3 separate regions of the Homo sapiens genome follow, and all the other regions are linked to region 1. Evidence: chromatin contacts called from ENCODE Hi-C or POLR2A ChIA-PET data. All regions are on one chromosome and are shown on one strand. Each heading gives the region's core, a stretch centred on a gene start or an enhancer-like site at or near the end of the contact. The rest is flanking DNA. Distances are from core to core; before and after follow the strand shown. Region 1 holds the start of PI4K2A (phosphatidylinositol 4-kinase type 2 alpha). Region 2 overlaps SLIT1 (slit guidance ligand 1). Region 3 overlaps SLIT1 (slit guidance ligand 1).

Region 1 (3,346 bases), core at 569-3,068:
TCAATTAACAAATAAGCATTGAGCAGCTGGGCCAGGCACAGTGTAAGATATTAATTGGCTATGTATTATTCTTTGTATCACAAGTTTGTATCTTCACAGGAACTTGAAGATAATGGGTGAGGCAGCGAGTCAGGAATAAAATGTCTTAACAATTGCCCCTGGGTTTTCCTAGGAACTCCTTAAAAAAATTAATTTTTAAAAAATAGATGGAGTCTTGCTATGTTGCCCAGGCTGGCCTTGAATTCCTATAAGGTTGAGAAGGAAAGATAGCTTAGAGCAGTCTGAGCTCTGTGTGATGTATGCACAGTCTATTGGCTCAAAGACATGAGTATGGGACTTCAGTCATGCCTTCCACACCCACACTCTGGGGCAATGGTTTCTTTCTTTCTTTCTTTCCTTTCTTTCCTTCCCTTTCTTTTCTTTATTTCTTCCTGCCCCTCTCCCTCTCCCTTTCTTTCTTTCTCTTTCTCTCTTTTTCTTTCTTTCTTGACAGAGTTTCTCACTGCAACCTCTGCCTCCTGGGTTCAAGCGATTCTCCTGCCTCAGCTTCCCGAGTAGCTGAGATTATAGGCATGTGCCACCATGCCCGGCTAATTTTGTATTTTTAGTAGAGACAGGGTTTCTTCATGTTGGTCAGGCTGGTCTTGAACTCCCGACCTCAGGTGATCCGCCTGCCTCAGCCTCCCAAAGTGCTGGGATTACAGGCGTGAGCCACTGTGCCTGGCGGGTTTTTTTCTTTTAAAAATTTTTTATTTTTTGGCTGCACTGTGGGTGGTTCACACCTGTAATCCCCCAGCACTCTGGGAGACTGAGGGAGGAGGATCGCCTGAGGCCAGGAGTTCAAGACCAGCCCAGGCAACATAGAGATAACCTAACTCTAAAAAAATAATAATAATATTTTAAAAAGAAATCTTCAGGGCTTCCTAGGAAAACCTGGAGGCAATTGTTAAGACATTTTATCCTGACTGGCTACTTCACCCATTACCTTCAAGTTCCTGCGAACTTGAAGTGTAACCTGACATTGTTACATCTACATTGGAAGTATGTTAGGTCAACTGAGATACGAATTTGGGATACAAAGTACAATGTATAGCCAATCTATAACTTGTTATTTTAATGTAAATTCTTGGTAAACAAGTTAGGAACTGCCTCTTTTCCTTTAAAAACCTACTTCCAGGCCAAGCGCAGTGGCTCACACCTGTAATCCCAGCACTTTGGGAGGTCGAGGTGGGCAGATCACTTGACCTCTGTCGTTTTTTTTTTGGAGACTGATCACTCTGTCTCAAAAAAAAAAAAAAAACAAACCCAAAAAACAAACCCCCCGCCCCAAAAAAAACGTTTCATCGAGGTAGAGCAGCAGCTTTGTTTCTTTGCTTCACTGCTGTCTCCCTAGCACTTAGAACATAGTACGTGCTCAATAAATGAATGAGTGCCTGACTGAATGAATGAGGATACATAGATGAGATTCCTCCAATCTCACAGCCGGTTCAGAGTAGGCACTCAATGAGTGACTGACAGGATAGTTGCTGTTTTGAAAGCGCCCAAGTCCAGTAAGCCAATTGGAAGCTAAGCGTGGCGCTGGTATAGTAGGGGCAGGGGGCGTGCCTGACCCAAGGTTGGGTCCTGGAGCATGCGCAGTCTTCACAGAAGGTGACGGGGAGAAAAATGCGGAGGCAGCGATTGCGTAGGAGCAGGTTCTGATTGGCTACTGTTCGCGCGCGAGGGGCCGTGCCTATTCGTAGCCAAGTAAACAGGGCAGGTTAGAGGCGGGGCCAAGGAGGCGTCGCGACCTGGTTGGCCGGCCGGGGCCTGGGGGATGTCACGGATTGGTCGCGGCCGCGAGCGCAGTGGTGTGGAGCGCGCCGGGTCCCGGAGCCGGCTGTCTGAGGGATGGACGAGACGAGCCCACTAGTGTCCCCCGAGCGGGCCCAACCCCCGGACTACACCTTCCCGTCGGGCTCGGGCGCTCACTTTCCGCAGGTGCCCGGGGGCGCGGTCCGAGTGGCGGCGGCGGCCGGCTCGGGCCCCTCTCCGCCGGGCTCGCCGGGCCACGACCGCGAGCGGCAGCCACTGTTGGATCGGGCCCGGGGCGCGGCGGCCCAGGGCCAGACCCAAACCGTGGCGGCGCAGGCCCAGGCTCTGGCCGCTCAGGCCGCGGCGGCAGCCCACGCCGCTCAGGCCCACCGCGAGCGGAACGAGTTCCCGGAGGATCCTGAGTTCGAGGCGGTGGTGCGGCAGGCCGAGCTGGCCATCGAGCGCTGCATCTTTCCCGAGCGCATCTACCAGGGCTCCAGCGGAAGCTACTTCGTCAAGGACCCTCAGGGGGTGAGTGCGGGGGTGGGGACCGCCGCCGCGGGCTGAGGGCCGGCGGCGCTCCTGGGGAGTTGGGGGCTTCGCACAGCCAGAGGGAAAAGGGAGAAACTTCACAGTACCAGCCCCTGGCAGGATTTAGGGATGCCACTGAGGACTGGAGCTGGGGACGCTCTGCGGAATGGAGAAATAAATCAGAACCTACTTGGTGGGGGAGGAGTGAGCGGAAAATGAAAAGAGGAAATTGACCAGATACGGGCCGGGGGCTCAGCGGTGTGGTGGGGCAATCCGCCGCTGGACAGAGACTGCTTTCTAGTAGGGTACTTAGCTTCACACTACTGGGACAGCTATTCGGCCGCCGACTTGCAGATTTGGGGCTTTAGGCCTGTTCTCTCTTTTTGGACCGACCGAACCAGTGTGTCGCTGTTCACGGAGGAGGATGGGTGACCTATCAGGGGATCTGAGAATTCAGTTCCAGCCTTCTATGTTGTGGGGGATGTCCCCTGCCACCGTCCCAGCTCTTATTAACAGACGTTGAAGAAAGAATGGGCGGACTCACCAGTTTCATCTGCCCTGGGTATTGCTCACTTCTGGGAAAGGGTTCAAATACTTTTTGACGACTCCAAAGTTTAGATAGAACTTGGAGTTTTAGAAACATGGGGCCATCAGCTACTTTTTCTTTCATTTCTCTCCCAGGGCTATCAACAGCCTGCTTTTCAACTAAGGCAGAGCGTTTGCCGACCTTTATTTTGTCCCCTGCCTGTATATAAAGGGGGATGGTTATAGGATGGGGCATGGAGTGACCAGGGTATCTGAGAAGTGACCTTTATCCTTTTGAGAACTGCAGAATTTAAGAAATACCAAGTCTTCCCTGTTTTCAGGGAAGTTTCAGGGAAATTTTCAGGTGTGCTGCAATGGGTCATTGGAAAGATGTATTGTTATTTAAATTATGGGTGTCAAAGTTTCCTCAGATTTTCCCTGACATCTCTCCTGTGTGAACTCTTTAGATGGCCAGGGTGCTGTTTTAATAGGAGTC
Region 2 (3,346 bases), core at 397-2,896, 620 kb before region 1:
AAGCCCTCCAGGTAGAAAGGTGGGCATGCTTCCAGGTGCCAAATAAATGGGCAGTTAGGAATCCTGATGTTTAGAAAGTGAATGAATAAATGCAATCTAAGTCAAGAGGTTTCCAGTTCTGTGCACTGGAAGTAATTGAAGGAAGGCCTCATAGAACTGTCAGCTGATAGAACATTAAAAATAATCTTGATGACAGGTCACTGTGGAGATTTGGCATAAAAACTGGGAGGGCTTTCAAAGAATTAAGTGACATGGCTATAATAAAACTCCTAATCTCACCAGTTTATTTACATGAACAAACTTCCCAGCATTTATATCTATAAAAACAAAACAGGAAAAGATCAAACGCTGTGTCCTCTCTCATTCTGCAACATTCACCCATAAACCAACTGAGAGAAGAAAAGAACAAAAAAGCACCCATCCATCTCATTAAGAGAGATACAGTCCAATAAAATTTTCCTTCTATGTGTAATAATTTTCAATCCAATTCTATAATACAGTTATGTTGTTTCGAATTATTGTAGGGATAACTCGCTGCAAAAGAAACTTTAAATCAGAGGCTTATGGTGATGAGAAATAAGAAAAAAACTTTAAGTTTTAACTTACGTGTACCCATGTTGGGGACAGAGACGCATGGCAGAGTACTCAAGAAAAGAGTCTAGCATAAAAATATATTTGGTTAGAAAAAAAAGACAGGAGGGTAAGGAGTAAAATGGAAATACTAGTTAGAGGAGAAAAAAGAACAAGGTAAAATGTTTAACTGTTAAAGAAGAACTTGTTCGTGTCATTTTAAAATGGTATCCAATTGGCCACGTGGGGTGGCACATGCCTGTAATCCCAGCACTTTGGGAGGCCAAGGTGGGTGGATCCCTTGAGGTCAGGAGTTTGAGACCAGCCTGGCCAACATGGTGAAACCCCGTCTCTACTAAAAATACAAAAATTAGCCGGGTGTGGTGGTGCATGCCTGTAGTCCCAGCTACTCGGGAGGCTGAGGCAGGAGAATTGCTTGAACCCAGGAGGCAGAGGTTGCAGTGAGTCGAGATCTCGCCACTGCACTCCAGCCTGGGTGACAGAGCGAGACTCTGTCTCAAAAAAAAAAAAGTGTCAAAATGATGTGCTGTTTAGATTGCATTGGAGAATGATAAAAGAGTGATTTAATGTCATATTTTTAAAGCTTAATTTATTTTTTTATTTTAGAGACAGTTTCACTGTGTTGCCCAGACTGGAGTGCAGTGGTATGATCACAGCTTACTGCAGCCTCAACTTCCTGAGCTCAAGTGATCCTCCCTCCTCAGCCTCCTGAGAAGCTGGGACTATAGGCATTCACCATTACACCTGGTTAATTTTTAATTGTCTGTAGAGATGGGTTTTGCCATGGGGATTTTGCCATGTTGCCCAGGCTAGTCTCCAACTACTTGTCTTAAGGCCCTTCCACCTTAGCCTCCCAAATAAAGTGATAGTTTTATTCTTAAATGTTAATAATATTTATAATATCTGGAAAAATTACCTCCTTTGCAATGAAAAACTTAAAATGAAAATTTTAGCTGTCAATCTAAGGATGTGTGAGGGAGTGTATAGTTTTTAGAATGTATCTGGGGAGTCTGTGAGTAAAAAGAATTCAAATCACCATTGCAGGAAATGGTCTGTGGTTAACTGTTTTCCCTGAAGGCTGGAGGGGACCAGCAGCAGGGTTTTAAGCTGGGGTGACAGGGTCAGTTTCACATTTCAGAAAGTGGCCTGTGGTACGAGCTGGGGCAGGGTAGCGGGAGTAGACACAGGTCAGGGGATAACAGGTGCCCCAGAGAGCCTTGGGGTTGAGGGGTAACTCGTGGAGGCACCCCCTTTCCACCTGGAGAGCCCACTCCCGCAGCCCGCATTCTGTAAGGCAGTGAGGTGAGGGGGCTGCCCCATCTCCCCATCTCAGGGTGAAGGGGGTGTCCTTTCAGCCCCCAGCTGGGGCGTCTCAGGAATGAGGAGGGCGCGCCCAGGGAGTTGCTCACCGAAGCCCCGAGGAGGCTGGGTGCAGAGTGTAAGGACGCCGTTTCCAAGGCAACCAGGGGAAGAGAGGCCATTTAGTGATTCATTTTTACATCTGGTAATTTGGGTATGCAGAGGCAGGCTCAGCCATTTCTGCCCCCAGATTCAACATCATTTTCGGAAGAGCCAATGTATTGCGCCAGCAATTTATTTTCAGCAACTAAATACTATGTATTCCTCAGAAAAGCTCTGGGAGGGTGGGGCTCATTGGGCGGTCCTGTGGGGAGCAGCCAGTGGGAGGGCGCTTGCGTTGTGATGTCAGCTCTGGAAGGACTTAAGAGATGGGGTCATTAGGGCTGGCCCCTTCACTGAATAGCAGAAAATGGGCTGCTCAGGGCAGGGCCGGAGGGCTATCCCCTCCCACAGTGCCCAGTGTGACTCATGAGATGGGGGGACCCCAGAGAAAGCAAACAGGCCTTGGCTCCCACCTCTGGGCAGGCCTCACCCACCCAGTGGCAGCCCCAGCTGTGTCTCAGGGGCTCAGGGGGCAGCTTGAGGAGGCTGGCCAGGGCCCTGTCTGCAGGCAGCACTGTCAGGAGCAGGCTCTTCGAGGGAGATTGGAGGCTTTGGGGTGAATGGAAATTTTCTTTTCTTTTTTTTTTTTTTTTTGAGACAGAGTTTCGCTCTTGTTGCTCAGGCTGGAGTGCAGTGGAATGATCTTGGCTCACTGCAACCTCCGCCTTCCAGTTTCAAGCGATTCTCCTGCCTCAGCCTCCGGAGTAGCTGGGATTACAGGCGCGTGCCACCACACCCAGCTAATTTTTGTATTTTTATTAGAGATGGGGTTTCACTATGTTGGCCAGGCTGGTCTCAAACTCCTGACCTCGTGATCTGCCCACCTCGGCCTCCCAAAGTGTTGGGATTACAGGAGTGAGCCACCGAGCACGGCCTGAATGGAAATTTATAGGAATTTCAAACACCCCTGCTGTGGTCCTTGGCACTGCACTGTATATGCTTTGGCCATGGAATCCGAGTGCCTTCAAAAAGGCCCCCATGGCACCTGGCAGGAGCAGGAAGAAGGCCTGGAGCAGGAGGCAGCAGAGCCCACTCCAAGCCCTGCTCAACCCTGGAGCTGGGGAGCTGTGCGGCTTAGGTATCCACTGGTCTCTCTGTGCTCCCACTGCATCTGCGCAAGGAAGGGCTTGGCCTGGTGGGCTTGGAGAGCCCTCTGGCTATGATTTGGAGTACATGCCTGCCCCCGACAGTGCGCCTCCACCTCCCCACAGGGCACAGGAGGCCTGGGCCATCCCTGATGGAGAGGAGGGCCCTGAGGCACAGGTGCTGGGCCCATCAGCACTCACCAGGCTCC
Region 3 (3,346 bases), core at 334-2,833, 600 kb before region 1:
TTCATCTTCTCCTCCTGAACGTTCCTCTAATCTAATTCTAAATCATTCCACTGTCTTTGGAGATACATTTAAGTGCTCTACTGAATGTTCAACACACTTTGTGGTCCTCCCCTGTGATGAGGAGGTGGTGGTACTTCAGCCCCCAAGAGGCAGTTTCACTGGCTCAAAGCACTCTGACACCAGCCACTGAATCACACTACTCCATCCCTTCTCCACCCCTCCCATTGGAACATTCAACACACATTGGCCAGGTCATTAAGCAAAGACAGATAAATTGGAGCTTCAAAATTCTGTAAGCCAGAGCCGCCCAAAGTAGCCAGTCCTTGAACTAAATTTCACCAACCCACAATAAGAAACTTGGGCCAAGATCCGGTCACCACACCTAGCTTAGTTTACGCGAACATTGTTTCCATAGCAAGACTTTCTCAACAAAGGAAGCAATACATTGATTTAGATTCTGGTGTAAGCGCCATATCTAATTACAAACCCATTACAAACAGTTCTGGGACTGATGTGGGCCCGTAGATTGCACTTGGAGTGGGACTGCTCCAAATCACACTAAGGTGGAATGTTCTCTGGACTTCTTTTTGGTAGAATCTGGCCAAGGAGCAGATAAAGACAATTGAAGTGAGGAGCTAGGTAGGCTAGAAAACTAAAAGGAGCTGAACTTATTATCCTGAGGCTTATTTTGTATATTTTCATGGAGTAGAAGGGGTCAAAGGTGGAAATAATAGAAAAGCAGAGGCGTAGCCTGAAGAAAAACTTAGTTACAGGTATGTATTTGTAGCTGCCATAGTTCATACTTGGTTTGAGAGCTGAGCTGGACCGAGAAGCTTTCCATCACCCTCCACTTTTCCTGGCTCCTTGGCTCCTAACCTTGCAAGAATAACCCCCTTTGTGTGTGTGTGTGTGTGTGTGTGTGTGTGTGTGTGTGTGTGTGTGTGTGTATGTGTGTGTGTGTGACGGAGTTTTGCTCTTGTTGCCCAGGCTGGAGTGCAATGGTGCGATCTTGGCTCACTGCAGCCTCCACCTCCCGGGTTCAAGCGATTCTCCTACCTCAGCCTCCCGAGTAGCTGGGATTACAGGCATGTGCCACCATGCCCGGCTAATTTTGTATTTTTAGGAAAGATGGGGTTTCTCCATGTTGATCAGGCTGGTCTCGAACTCCAACATGAGTTCGAGAGGTTATCCGTCCGCCTCAGCCTCCCAAAGTGCTGGGATTACAGGTGTGAGCCACCGTGCCCGCCCGACCAGGATAACCCTTTTAACAGTCACGACCAGCCTCACGGGGGAGCTTTGGGGAGACGGCGTGGGCAGGAGGAGGAGGCAGGTCCAACCCAACATGGCCTGGAACTATGTAATTGCCAATCGTGGCCACTAGGTGGCAAAACAGCTCTAGGCACAGCTGTTCCCAGAGGGGAGCAGGGAAAGGAAAAGAAGCAGGATCTGCCCAGAAGTGAGGTCCGTAGGAAATTCCAGGAAAGCCGGAGTCCTGATGGTTAGATGCCAAAGGCCCTCCTGTCCTCAAGCGGCCTGGATACTTACACGAGCTGCAGGTACTTGAAGGTAGACAGCTGTCCCGGAACCAGCGTGAACTGGTTCCCGTCCAAATAGCTGCAGAGAGAACACAGCGGCGTTAGTGCCCATCTCCACCTCTGGTGGTGCCCCATGCTGGGGACAGCCTTCCCTGCAGCCAGGGACTTCGCTCTCATTTCCTCTCCTCCACATAGGCCACACGATGGGCCCAGAATCACTTATGGGAGGAGAAAATATGTACGTTGTTGAAGCCATCTGGGGAGGTGCCACCCAGAGGACTTGGTAAAAAGCCAATAGTCACGTGGCCTCTCTCGGTTCCCTTCTCGCTTCCCTTCTCACCCTCCCAGCCTCCTCCTTGTCCATGGACACTCCCTGGGCCCCTGCCTTCCCCTCCCTGCTCTGCTCTTTCCTGGCCAAATAGATCTGATTTGCACGTTACCGGGCCCTGCCAGCTCCCAGGGCCCCCTGTCCACCTGCTGGCATGGGCTGTGAAGCTGATTCACAGCCAGACTGCCCAACCAGTTCCCCCTCATTCCATCAGCACCCCTCTGCCTTCCTGCCTTCCAGGCTCCGCACCCTGATGTCGCTTCTCCTCCTCCCTCTGCAGCCAGTGCCACCGCTGCTCTCTCACAGCTTGCTTTCCTTGCACTCTCATGCCACCCGCCGACTGTGCACCACCACCCATGCCCGGGCTCCTGCTGCAGCCTCTTCTGTCTGTTCTCTGCACCTTGGACCTCCCTTCTGGCCTCCACTCTACTCACTGCTATCCAAGTCACTGTCCTTAAAACCAAGCCCACCGAAATCCTCCTAAGCCCGAAGCTTCCCAAGGTTCCCATTTCTACAGGATAGAGCTTGGGATTCAAGATGCTCTGAACCTCCCCCTCTTCCCTTCATTGTTGACCATTCATGCCTCCAGCCTGAAGGTGCTAAGCAGTGGCCCAATGCCAGGAGCTGAGCCAAGCTGAGCTCCAGCACAGGATCTCCACCCCCCAACTAACTACAGCCTGCAGGACAGCTCTCCCCCACTTCCCAAAGCCCCAGAGAGGAGCAAAAGGAGGGCTGTGCTCATCCTTACCCCTCGCTCTGCATCATACAAACTGACTTCCCACCCATCTCGTTTGATCCTCGAGGCAGTCCTCGTCCACATACCCAAGTAGTCCCATTTCACAGATGACAAAACTGAGGTTTAGAGAAGTTAAAAGATTTTCGCAGGCTCTGAACTTCACCATCTTCAGTCAAAGAAGGTAGGCTGCCCCACCCATCCCATTATTCTCAGGGCTGCTAGGAGGCTCCAAGGAGAAAGCAAGGACTCATGAGGTTTGTAGGACACTAACTCTGCAGTAGAAAACAGGGTGAAGACGGGGCAGGCCAGGCCCAGGAAAAGGCCCGCAGTGGTTGATGTGCTTGTGAAGAAAAGGCCAGCCTTGCTGGTAATGCAAGAAATAACAAATAGAAGCCTCATCGCTGGTCCTGGGGGTGGGGGGAGAAAAGCTCAGCTTTGGAGGCCTGGAGGGATCAACCCCAGAGCACAGGAAGAGGTCAGAGGTCAGGAGCTGGCCAGAGTCTTTCATTGGGAGGTGTCTGCTGAAGAAGTCCCAGCTCTCCATTCCTGTTTGTCAAATGCATCTATGTCCAATCCTCCACATGTGCTCAGATACCAAATACCAATCAGCCAGGATTTCAGCACCATACTCAGTGCTGACCCAGGGAAGCAAGAAGGCCACCTTCTCACATGGTCAATGGGAGTGCAAAGGAAACAGATTTTCTTGGAAGACCATCAGGCAAAAGGCAGCAAGAGTCCTAAAAACGC

What was found. A loop is a pair of places that touch in the nucleus more often than their neighbours do. ChIA-PET counts read pairs that join two places held with the same protein, here RNA polymerase II (POLR2A). Pooled maps may share reads with other maps.
Region 2: a loop to region 1 is called in a pooled map, with 2.8 times the contacts of the local background. The contact joins the enhancer-like site here to the promoter of PI4K2A in region 1. A Hi-C loop is called at or near these places in 1 of 168 maps with a recorded cell type or tissue (ascending aorta) and 4 of 50 pooled maps. POLR2A ChIA-PET finds 5 or more read pairs at or near these places in 1 of 52 experiments (H1).
Region 3: a pooled map shows a loop between it and region 1 (4-fold over the local background). The contact joins the enhancer-like site here to the promoter of PI4K2A in region 1. A Hi-C loop is called at or near these places in 1 of 168 maps with a recorded cell type or tissue (ascending aorta) and 4 of 50 pooled maps. POLR2A ChIA-PET finds 5 or more read pairs at or near these places in 2 of 52 experiments (H1 and HEK293).

Annotation. Positions count from the first base shown.
Region 1 is chr10:97,638,853-97,642,198 of GRCh38, forward strand. PI4K2A (phosphatidylinositol 4-kinase type 2 alpha) reads left to right here and starts at 1,819. Exons shown (of 9, transcript NM_018425.4): 1 at 1,819-2,325. The coding sequence starts at 1,891. RefSeq lists silencers at 561-744, 1,909-2,138.
Region 2 is chr10:97,015,220-97,018,565 of GRCh38, forward strand. The region is part of intron 28 of SLIT1 (slit guidance ligand 1); the gene reads right to left. Among named protein-coding and RNA genes, the nearest start is that of SLIT1-AS1, 86 kb to the right of the region's middle. Within about 2 kb of position 1,647, at least 3 of the 41 ENCODE cell types and tissues checked have a DNase peak (open chromatin) inside an H3K27ac peak, as active enhancers do.
Region 3 is chr10:97,036,153-97,039,498 of GRCh38, forward strand. It overlaps SLIT1 (slit guidance ligand 1), which reads right to left. Exons shown (of 37, transcript NM_003061.3): 22 at 1,546-1,614. Among named protein-coding and RNA genes, the nearest start is that of SLIT1-AS1, 65 kb to the right of the region's middle. RefSeq lists an enhancer at 1,930-2,430. Within about 2 kb of position 1,584, at least 4 of the 41 ENCODE cell types and tissues checked have a DNase peak (open chromatin) inside an H3K27ac peak, as active enhancers do.